2 separate regions of the Homo sapiens genome follow, and region 1 is linked to region 2. The links are chromatin contacts, found by Hi-C in ENCODE. All regions are on one chromosome and are shown on one strand. Each heading gives the region's core, a stretch centred on a gene start or an enhancer-like site at or near the end of the contact. The rest is flanking DNA. Distances are from core to core; before and after follow the strand shown.

The links. A loop is a pair of places that touch in the nucleus more often than their neighbours do. Pooled maps may share reads with other maps.
Region 1: a loop to region 2 is called in a map of gastrocnemius medialis, with 4 times the contacts of the local background. The contact joins the promoter of TUBA8 here to the promoter of CECR2 in region 2. A Hi-C loop is called at or near these places in 1 of 168 maps with a recorded cell type or tissue (gastrocnemius medialis) and 1 of 50 pooled maps.

The regions. Positions count from the first base shown.
Region 1 is chr22:18,107,458-18,113,128 of GRCh38, forward strand. It overlaps TUBA8 (tubulin alpha 8), which reads left to right and starts at 3,352. Exons shown (of 5, transcript NM_018943.3): 1 at 3,352-3,411. The coding sequence starts at 3,409. RefSeq lists an enhancer at 2,849-3,048 and a silencer at 3,129-3,518.
Region 2 is chr22:17,365,419-17,371,004 of GRCh38, forward strand. It overlaps CECR2 (CECR2 histone acetyl-lysine reader), which reads left to right and starts at 4,042. Exons shown (of 19, transcript NM_001290047.2): 1 at 4,042-4,491. The coding sequence starts at 4,366. RefSeq lists silencers at 4,300-4,369, 4,380-4,479.

The DNA of each region.
Region 1 (5,671 bases), core at 2,102-4,601, 740 kb after region 2:
GGAGGAAAGCATACAGCAGGGTGAGATGGGGGATCCAGGATGCCACAAATCAAATAATTTTAAGAAGGAGGACAAAAACCAAAAAGAAGTAGATTTTTTTTTGAGACAGTTTCACTCTTGTTGTCCAGGCTGGAGTGCAATGGTGCTATCTCGGCTCACTGCAACCTCCACCTCCTGGGTTCAAGCGATTCTCCTGCCTCAGCCTCTCAAGTAGCTGGAATTACAGGTATGCGCCAGCATGCCCAGCTAATTTTGTATTTTTAGTCGAGATAGGGTTTCACCATGTTAGTCAGGCTGGTCTCAAACTCCCAACCTCAGCTGATCCGCCCGCCTCAGCCTCCCAAAGTGTTGGGATTATAGGCGTGAGCCACTGCACCCAGCCAATTGTTTTTTCTCTAAAGACTCCAAGACCACTGTTTTAGTCTGCTTACAACTGCCATCACTAAATACCACAGACTGGGTGGCTTAAACAGCAGAAATAAATTTTCTCACAATTCTGGAGGCTGGAAGTCCAATGTCAAGATGTTGGCAGAGTTGGTTTCTCCTGATGCCTCTCTCCTTGGCATGCAGATGGCCGCCTTCTCGGTGTGTCGTCACGTGGCCTTTTCTCCGTGTCTGCACCCTCCTCGTGTCTCTTCCTCTTCAACACCAGTCTTTCTGGATTAGGGTCATATCCTTGGGACCTCATTTAATCATAATCACCTCCTTAAAGACCCTATTTCTGACTACAGTCACACTGGGGATTAGGCTTTAACACATGAATTTTGGGGAAACACAGTTCAGTCCATAACAGCCAACCTATTTTATCTCCCTGGAACCCAGAGATGCTATAGTTAGCATTTATGGTGTAGTCATAGCTCCCTCCAGCCCAAATTTTCATAAAGGGGAAAGATGAGGTGGTTCAAGAGCCTTGTCATAATGAAAGGCAATTCAGGGCCACCGTCATTACTAGTATCATCATCATCACCATCATCATCATCTTTATCCCAACACCTTAAGAACCCGTTCATGATTTATGTGGTGGTTCACAAAGAGAACTCGAAAAGTGAATTTATTCAGCTATGTTTACTGAGCTCACCTGATGCACTCAACTAGCTATTTTTGGTAGGGAGGGCACTAAGATGAATAACACAACCCCTTCCTTTAAGGTGTTGCTGTTTTGTAGAGTGTTTAGACACACACACACACACACACACACACACACACACACACCCCTATACTCCAAACTAGAAAGTGATAAATACGGCTGGGCACGGTGACTCACGCCTGTAATTCCAGCACTTTGGGAGGCCGAGGCAGGTGGATCACGAGGTCAGGAGTTCGAGACCAGCCTGAACAACATGGTGAAACCCTGTCTCTACTAAAGATACATATTAGCCGGGCATGGTGGCGCCTGCCTGTAATCCCAGCTACTCAGGAGGCTGAGGCAGGAGAATCGCTTGAACCCAGGAGGCGAGGTTGCAGTGAGCTCAGATCGCACCACTGCACTCCAGCCTGGGCAACAGAGCGAGACTTTGTCTCAAAAAAAAAAAAAAAAGAAAAAGAAAGTGATAAATACTATGGGGCTGGGCGCGATGGCTCACGCCTGTAATCCCAGCACTTTGGGAGGCCAAGATGGGTGGATCACAAGGTCAGGAGATTGAGACCATCCTGGGTAACACGGTGAAACCCCGTCTCTACTAAAAATACAAAAAATTAGCCGAGCGTGGTGGCACGCGCCTGTAGTCCCAGCTACTCGGGAGGCTGAGGCAGGAGAATCACTTGAACCCGGGAGGCGGAGGTTGCAGTGAGCCTAGATCACACCACCGCACTCCAGCCTGGGCGACAGAGCAAGACTCCATCAAAAAAAATAAAAAATAAAAGAAATGCTATGGAAGAAGTAATAGAATATGCTATGGGAGAGTTTGGAAGAGAAATACACATAGAGTTATACTAATAACCAAAATCCTTTATTGACCATTTATCATGTGCTTGGCACAATTAGCTTAATCCTGAGTCTTAATTGTCAGGATCTTACATTATAAGATAGACAAAAATTCAACGCATGCTTTACTAAGTACCGTTTGTATCAGTGGGTAAAGCACTGTGTTTGGTACTCTCTCAAATGCAAAGATGATTACGACACATGTACTATCGTTTATGAATGGGTGGCCAACAGAACAGATTGCCGCATAGGTAAGCAGAAATCTGCTCTCATTCTCTATTGGCCACAAGCAGGCATGTCTTAGGAGCAGAAGGGTAGGAAGATCTCTAACTGTGCTTGGAAACTTGGGGAGTTACCACGTCTGGCTAAAGTGGTATTGTCTTAAGGAAAACCTATGAATTTGCCTGCGTTGGCTTGGTGCTGAGGAAAGTGGAAGAGAGAGGCTGGGGTACACCTTTCAACATGAATGGAACTGACCACTGGAGGGAAAGAACAAGAAACAGCAGTGAGAACAAGGAACAAAGACCATCCAGCCCCTCACCCACCTGGGGGGAAGTGAGGGGAGATGGGCAGGGTGACAACGTGGCCAACATCTAAAGTGTGAAGAGGGGCTTTTACCAAGTGCCCACCCCTTCCCGAGCAGGGGGCAACCAACAGCATCTGGCGGGTCTTACTACTGGGCAGAGGCAGGGGAACCCTGGTATGAGTTCTGGATTACATAGGAGATGTGACTTGGACACGTTTGGGGCTTAAAAGTAGGAAGGGATCAAGGGGGGAGATTTGAAAATCCCGGTGGAGGTGCGAGGTATCCGGGGAGAGGGTAAAAACGGGAACAGTCTTCAGCACCTGCCTGTACCAGGAGCTCTGTGTATGCCATCTCATTTCCGTCTCCAGCAACCAGGCGGGCCTTGGCGGCAGGAGGCACAGGCTTTGGGAGCAGAGGCCCTGCAGCTTGCCAAGCACACACGGCCCTAGGGCGCCCAGCTGAGACGGCACCTTGGCACCCGGGCCCGCTGCAGCCCGCTCCGGTCAGCTGCACCCCAGTCAGGAGCCTTTCCAGCGGGTCGGAGGAGAACGGAAGTTTGGGGAGACCCGCGCGATTCGCCTGGCTGCATTTTACATTTCTTTCTCCGGCAGCTGGGGTCACGAAGGCTGCTCTCGCCGGCGGTGTTGGAACGTGGACACGTGCGCTTTGGTAATAGGGCAGCCTCCCCCGCGGGCGCAGTCCCCGCTGCGAGCGCCCCCGGCTGCTGAGGCGGGACCGAGGACCCGGAGATTTGAGCCGCGGGTGGGCGGGGAGGGGCCTTTGTGACCTGCCCGCCCCTCCCCGGCACTGTGATGCCGGGGGGCAGCTGCGGGCCCGGCGCGCCTGTCCCCGGCGTCCCCCCCTCCCGGTGTGTCACAACGGCGGAGGCGGCTGTATCTGGAGCAGTCGGGGCGGGCAGGCCCAGCTGAGAGGTGCGCGGGCGAGGACAGCGGCAGCGATGGTGAGGCTTCCCGGGGCCAGGCGGGCTGCGGGCGCGCGGCAGGCGTAGGACCGAGAGCCGAGTCTACGCGGAGGCGCACGGACCCGTCTTCCTGGAGCCGCAGGGCTCAAGGCCTTCTGGGGGTGGCAGTTCAGGGTCGAGGAGTCCGCACCCTCGGGCGGGAACACCCGGTGCCCTTTATCGTATGGGGGAAATAGAGACCAGGGGCCAGTTGTTCCTTAAAGGGACCTAAGGGAGCTTTGCGTGCAGACGAGGGGGAGGGAGGCCCTGGGGAGCCCGACGGAGAAGGGGGCGAGATTCTGGGGTCCCCAGATGGGCAGCCTGTGGACAGAGTGGAGAGAAGGGCGAGTCCGGGGATTCTGGATGGGTGGTCTGGGCCGGGGCGACTGGGGGGCCAGATGCAGTCACGTCTCCGAACCCAGCCTAATGTGACAGGGCCCGGAATGTGACAGAGGACCTAGGGCGCCACGGTCCCCCCACGCGTGGAGGTCTTTCTCGCAAGCCTGGCCAGCGGCTTGGGTTTGCTGCACGCACAGCCCCAGCGCGGCGGGGTCCTCCGGGCGCACTCAGCAGCTCCCAAGTCTTTCCAGCGGTCAGAGTCGAAGGACTTTGGGAGTAAGAAGTCTCTGCTTCCAAAGGCCAGGGGACCTTCGACCTGTTTCCTACCCTGGCTTAGGGGGATCGCGGCTGCTCCCTTCCCTGCCCCCGCCCCTGGATCTTACTGAGGGGCGGCTGCAAACACTCAGTTCCTCTTTCTAGGGTCCCCCTCTCCGCCCCCAGTGCCCCTGGTGGTTAACATTTGCCCCCAGTCCACTTTCCCAAAGCCCAGAATCCCAGGAATCCCTCCTGGACCCCTGATCTTTCAGCAGTAGGGAGATGGGCTGGAAAGATTGGGGGCAGAGTGAGGGCAGAATAAGCCTATGTCATGGCCAAGGTCGGGTTCCCTGGGCAGGCTTGCTCCAGGTGTCAGTGATCCAGAAAGCAGGCGAGAACCCCCTCCGCCCCGCCCTGTTACGTTTGGCCCGTGCCCAGGGCCTCCTGGCTCCCCCGGAGCTCTAGCCTTCCAGCTTCAGTTTTGTCAGCACCCTCCCTCCTCCTAGCGGGCTCCCAGACACCCCTGGGAACTGAAAGAACTTGGGAATATTAGGGAGGGTGGCCACAGGAACCTATTTCTGCCTGAGGACCCTGGTATGAGGCCACACAAAGGGCCCGGAGCTGCCAGTTCAGAATTTTGACTCCTGGCTCTGCAGCTAGCTGTGTGACTTCAGGAAGGTCACTTAACCTCTCTGGATGTGTTTGTTTTACCTGCGAAATGAAGAGGGTTATAATTCAAATTTCCAAGACTCCACTTAGATTTCATTATTTTTAAACTTTTTATGGTAGGGAATTTCAAACATATGCAAACGGAGAGCAAATGGTATAATTAGCGATTATATACATCATCTAAGTTCAATAATTACCAACTTCTGACCTGTCTCACTTCATTTATTCCCTCCCTCCATAATTTTGAAGCAAATGCTAGGCTGCATACTCTAGAATTGATATTTAATATTTATAATATCTAGCAGGTAGCTAGTGTTTTAGGATTTTCCAAGTGCTTCCCTTGCATGCTTTAATTTGGATCTGAATGCCATTGTGGTACAGAGTGGAGCCCAGAGGATGTTTACAGGGGCGTGTCGAGGATCTTAACCCAGCCCTGTGCACAAGCTTGAATGTGTGATCCACAGACGTGTTTCTGACAATGCCTGGTAAATCAACAATTCAAACAGCAAAACTTTATTTTGAACGTGCTTAAGAATTTGGGTGTTTAGCTGAAAACCTATGGTTAAATATTTTGAAATGCGACCACCTTTCATTTATTTTGAAACACTCAATTTTGTCTAGTAGGTTCTATCTAGAACATTTAACTTGTGTGCGTTGCACTGTCTTGATGGCTAATATTTTTTGTTGAACATTTTACACTCACAGAAACTTTTAAAATATCATTTGGCTCATTTGTAAAAGGCTAAAATGACACATCTATAAACCTAGACCCCTAGAATCTCACCCTTACAAAAATGACTGTATTTCTTCTAAGGATTAAGTTTCAGGCTGCTGTCCTGTCCCCTTCACTTCCCTCCCTGGTGGGGGTTTGGGGGAGGTGACCTTGGTGTTAAGGAGAATTCGATTTGGAATTTCTGTAGGCTCTGGGCAAGAAAAGTGTAACTAATCCTTAAGTGTATTTTTAAATGCATTTCTCTAGCTGCTAGGCAGATGAGCA
Region 2 (5,586 bases), core at 2,792-5,291:
ACTCAGTGGCTCACGCCTGTAATCCTAGTACTTTGGGAGGCCAAGGTGGGCGGATCACGAGGTCAGGAGATCGAGACCAGCCTGGCTAACACGGTGAAACCCCGTCTCTACTAAAAATACAAAAAAAATCAGCCAGGCGTGGTGGTGGGTGCCTGTACACCCAGCTACTCGGGAGGCTGAGGCAGGAAAATGGTGTGAACCGGGGAGGCGGAGCTTGCAGTGAGCCAAGATGGCACCACTGCACTCCAGCCTGGGTGACAGATCAAGACTGTCTCGGAAAAACAAACAAACAAACAAAAACAAACAAAAAAATGTGGTTAGCCTGGCCTGTAGTGCCAGCTATCTGGGAGGCTGAGGCAGGAGGATTGCTCAGTAAGGTGGCAGTGAGCTATGACTGCACCACTCCACTGCAGCCTGGACAACAAAGGGAGACCCCCTATGTAAAAAAAAAAAAAGGGTGGTTCATTTCCCAGATTATCCTCCAGGAACCTATATAAATCCCAACATAGCTAACATTACTTCATATTTTGCAATGGGAAACATAAATATTTTTGCAATATTAATGAATAAGCAAAACAGAAAAACCAAACGAATTATTGTGGGATTTTTAAATAGAAAACATTTGATTCAAAGGGGATTATGGAACTCAGGGTCAGAGAATATGAAAGAATTACTTCTTGCTACTTTTAATACTATCTGAAGTTAATGGCACTGGCTCACAAACAGAAAACAGCACGAATGAGAAGGGGAAAGAAAATATGAGCTGTGTTTTTTCTTTTTTCTTTTTTTGAGATTGAGTCTCACTCTGTCGCTAGGCTGGAGTACAGTGGCACGATCTCCGCTCACTGCAACCTCTGCCTCCCGGGTTCAACCAATCATCCTGCCTCAGCCTCCGAGTAGCTGGGAGTACAGGGGCGTGCCACCACGCCCAGCTAATTTTTTGTATTTTTAGCAGAGACGGAGTTTCACCATGTTGGCTAGGATGGTCTCGATCTCTTTACCTCGTGATCCGCCTGCCTGGGCCTCCCAAAGTGCTGAGATTACAGGCGTCACCTACCGCCCCGGCAAACTGTGTGTTTTTAAGGAAGATGATTCAACTAGTGTTTCGAGGGTGAAAGAATGGGCCAGGCTGGAGAAGTACAATAGCACTCCGAATCAAAGGGAGAAGGGAAGAAGGGTGAGTGGCCAGCCTATTGGTAGGGGGTCATTAATCTAGATTCTAGGAGGTTAGGCTGGAAGTTAGTCCAGAAAATAGATCCGAGGCAGTTAAGTCCAAGGGGAGGCGTGGCACAGATGTTCAAAGCAGGGTCAAAGATTCAGGGTATCAATCCTAACAGGGCCAGAGAAGGTCCAAATGGAAAAGCTCTGGTTGGAGCCCAAACTCGGGGAACTCAAGATTGAGATTTACTGTTGATTCCAAGACACTTGAGACCCCTCAGCTCCTGGGGCCAGGATCCGTTCCAGAGGGTAGTTGAGGCCAGAGTAGCAGGGTAGGTGGAGGAACTAGGGAAAAAACTGTAGAGACAAACAGAGTTAGAGAATGGTGGGAGGAAATGGGTCTAAAGTTGGTGTGCTGGGCCACAGAACAGAGAAGACCCTCAGAAGGAAAGGGCAGCAGAAGGGAGGAGGAGCCCTGAGAGACAGGGCGGATCTCCGAGCAGCACCAGGGGGCGCGTGCCGTTCCCGGACAGTCTTGTTGATTTCCGGGGCTTGGCAGTAGGCGGAGGAGGCAGGAAGACAATGGCTCAGCCTTTAAATTGGGGCTGGGGTGGTGTTTGTAAACGACATTAAACACACTACCGTACTAAAAGGTAGCCAAATCATCTCATCCCTCTGCTTGCTGGTGTCATTAATATCCTAGGCACTAATATTACTAGGCTGGCTAGTGGTGACAACTGAGAGGCGAGGGAAGAAGCTTAAACGATGACAAAAGATAAAGGCAGGGAAACGCAGTAACACTTTTTTTTTTTAATTTTTATTTTTTGAGACGGAGTCTCACTCTTACTGCTCAGGCTGGAGTGCAATGGCGAGATCTCGGCTCATTGCAATCTCTGCCTCCCGAGTTCAGGCGATTCTCCTGCCTCAGTCTCCCGAGTAGCTGGGACTACGGGCGCCTGCCACCACACCCATCTAATTTTATGTATTTTTAGTAGAGACGAGGTTTCACAATGTTGGCCAGGCTGGTCTCGAACTCCTGACCTAAGGTGAACCACCCGCCTCGGCCTCCCAAAGTGCTGGGATTACAGGCGTAAGCCACCGCGCCCGGCCAACTCACACAGAGGAAAAAGTGTGCAAAGTCAAACTGTGAGGAAATAAAAGACGGAGAAGCAAGTCCAGAAAGCACCTCGTTCAGGTTACGTGACAATTCCGGGGTGGCCTGTGTCCCTCTCCCATCTCCCTTGCTAATGCAATACTCACGGGGTAGCTGTGCTTCACCAACACACACAAACGTAGGCTTGGCTTTTTGGGAGCAGTCACATGTGAGCTCATTTTTGCCAAACATTAAATAAAAAGCATGGTAGAATTTGAGGATGCACTTTAAATCATCAAATAGTTCCAGGGAATGAAAGAGCAGAACTTTGGGTTGTTTTTCTGTGCCAGGAGAGAGTGGTGGGGGGCGGAGGAGACCCTTGTTAGAAGATGATGTATTTTGAGATTACTAGATTCACAGAAGATGCACGTGAATATACTCTAACCATTTAAAATTATGTTTCTGAATGCTGCCTTAAAAAATACAACAAGTTATTATCATAATAAAGTGAGGGAGAGTGGAGGGGTAATTATCCAGACAGCCCATTCCAAAATCTATCATATAAATTATCTCCAGATTGTACACTACTTAAAGGTAGAAGAGGATCTTTGAGTTTAACCCTTGTACACTTTGTGATTGTGCCTGTCACTCAATAAATAGTTGATTAATTTGGGGGACGCACCAGGAGCAGTGTTTCCTATCTGAAAGGTGGACCACCGAACTCAGAGGCGGCCCTCTGAGACCAGCAGGATGCAAGTGCGACGACCAATACAAATATCTGAGCATTCAATGGAGTTTTTCCAAACTTCTAGCCTGTTTCTGGGGTGATTTTTTTTCTTAGGATTTAGCAGTACTCCACCGCGCTACAGCAGTTAGCATTTCTAAAGCACACACTCCAACACCCTTCGGCCGTAGCACATTCAATCCCTCCGCCGGGGCGTGGGGGTCTCCTCCCCTCCGAGCACAGTCCCCGGCTTCCCGATCTCCTCTGCCCCATCCCCCCGCCTTCCAAGCACATTGTGCTCACTCTTCCAGGCAGCTCTTTCAGCGGCCGGGCAGTAGCAGGGTTCCGAGCCCGTCTTCTCCGGGGCGGTCACACGTGTCCATTCCCTGGGGTTGGGGATCGCTCTTCCCGCTTGGCTGCTGATTGGTGCCTCCCCCTACCCCACCCTTCCCGCCGCTCTCCAGCCTCCATCCTACTTCGTTCCAGCTCAATCAGCCCCACCGCCTTCTTCCCTCGGAGAAAAAAGCCACTTCAGAGCTCCTTGGGCGCCGTTCTCGGCTGGAATAAAAGCGTTAAGAAACAGGTGGAAAGCACTTCACTTCTCTAGGCTTCATATTTCTAGGGTGGACAGCCCGCTCCTGCTCCGGCTCTGCCCTCGGCATCAATAATAACTGAACTCCCACACGTGCACGTTTCTGTCTCTAGCCCGACCGAAAGGACCACCCCGCGGGCCCTTTAAAAGGACGCGACCACTCAGGCCAAGTGGGGGTGGGAGAGCTCCTGGCCGTCCTCCCTTGGGAAAGTGCTTCAACTCCCCAGTCCCAAAGTCCTGGAGGGCGGAGGGCGCCTCGTGAGAGTTCTCGGGGGTGCGGCCCGCGCCCCCTGGGTCCTGCGGATCTGGGCCCGGGGGCGCGCGCCCCGCCCCTCCCCCTCCCTGGCGGTGCAGCTGTCCGGGCGGGGGTGGGGCGGGGGCGGGGGTTGTTGTTGTGGCGCGGGCAGCCCCGCCCCCTCCTCGTGGGCGGCCCCTCCCCCAGGCCCCGCGTCCGGCCCCTCCGCCCCTAGCCCCATCTGTTTCTCCGGCGGGGACTCGATTATATTGTAGGGGACTGGGGGCGGCCGCCGCCGCAGCCGCGGGATGGGGCGAGCGCGCGGACCCCGCGGGCAGCCGCAGCCGCAGCCGCCTCAGTAGTTCGGGCCCCCGCGCCGCCGCCCCCCGCCCGGCGCCCGCCCTCGGCTCCTGCACTCGCCGAGCGGCGGCAGCAGCGGGAGGAGCGCCCCGCCGCCCCCGCCGAGGACCGCGCGGAGGCTGCGGCGCTGCCGCGGCGGGAGTCCCAGGTCGGCGGGCAGAGCGCGGGCAGCGAGGGGCCGCCGCCTGTGCCGCAGCGGGGAGATGTGCCCAGAGGAGGGCGGCGCGGCCGGGCTGGGCGAGCTCCGCTCCTGGTGGGAGGTCCCGGCCATCGCGCACTTCTGCTCGCTCTTTCGCACCGCGTTCCGCCTGCCCGACTTCGAGATCGAGGTGAGTGGCCGCGCGGGCGGGAGGCGGCGCGCTGCGCCCCCTGCTCCCCCTGCCCCGCGCGGGGTGTCCCGGGCCGTCGCGCAGAGGGGCCGGGGCCCGAGGGACTTCGGCCGGGAGTCGGGGGCCAGGAGGAGGGCGCAAAAGGGCAGGAGGGCGGGCGGGGGCCGCCGGGCTGTGCCCGGGTGCCGAGGGGCGTCGGGCCGGGGACGCCGGATCCTGGGGTGGAGGAGCAGGCACCGCGAGGGCGGGGCGGGCCCGTGCTTTTGTGGGAGAGGGAGCGGGAGCGGGACCCGGCGACCCTCCCGGGACTTCTCCGGTGGGCTGGGGCTGGGTGTGGGCGCGAGGGCTGCGCGCGCTCGCCGCCCGGTGCCATTGAGGCGCGAGCCAGCTGCTCCGGCGGGGCCGGGCGCGGGGGGGGGGCCCGCGCGGGATTAACTCGGACCGGGGCGGGAGTCGGCCGCGGCCGGCGGGGAGGGCTAGCCCCGCTCTGGCGGGCGGGCGCGTGGCAGGGGCTCCCGGAGGCCCCAAGCTCCCGGGAGGCGCTCCGGCCAACTTCGGGCCGGTGGGGACCGGGCCTGGGCGCGGGGCTCTGGAGGTGTGGAAGGAAAGTTTGGGACTCCGTTATTCTTCCACAGCGTCCTTCCTCCCGTAATATCCAGCCTCTTTATCGCGGGGCTCGGGAGCCCTTGGAGTTGATCTCGCCACCATTATCCCCCCGGGCGAGCGCGGAGGACGGGCTGGCCATTCTGGCCAGGCCGGAGGTGTTTTCCAGCCCGGGGCTTTGTGATAACTGGGCCGAAACCCGAGGGTCCTGGAGCGCGGCGGGTGGCGGGAGCTTGCGGAGCGCGGCGCACTCGGCGGCCAGGCATCGGCCAGCCCAGCGGCAGCCCCCTTTCTCCTATTTTTATTTTTATTTTTGGAAGGAGCTGAGAATTAGTCGATTGGTTGGCAGGTTGAATTGCCTTCTCTTCTATGGCAATATGTGTCGTGACTTTTCACCTTTTGCCTTTGGACAAAGGTGAATGGCAACTGCGTTGGTCAGTTTTTGTTTTCTGTTCTGCGGATGGGTTCGCCGACGCAGTAATCAAAATTAGA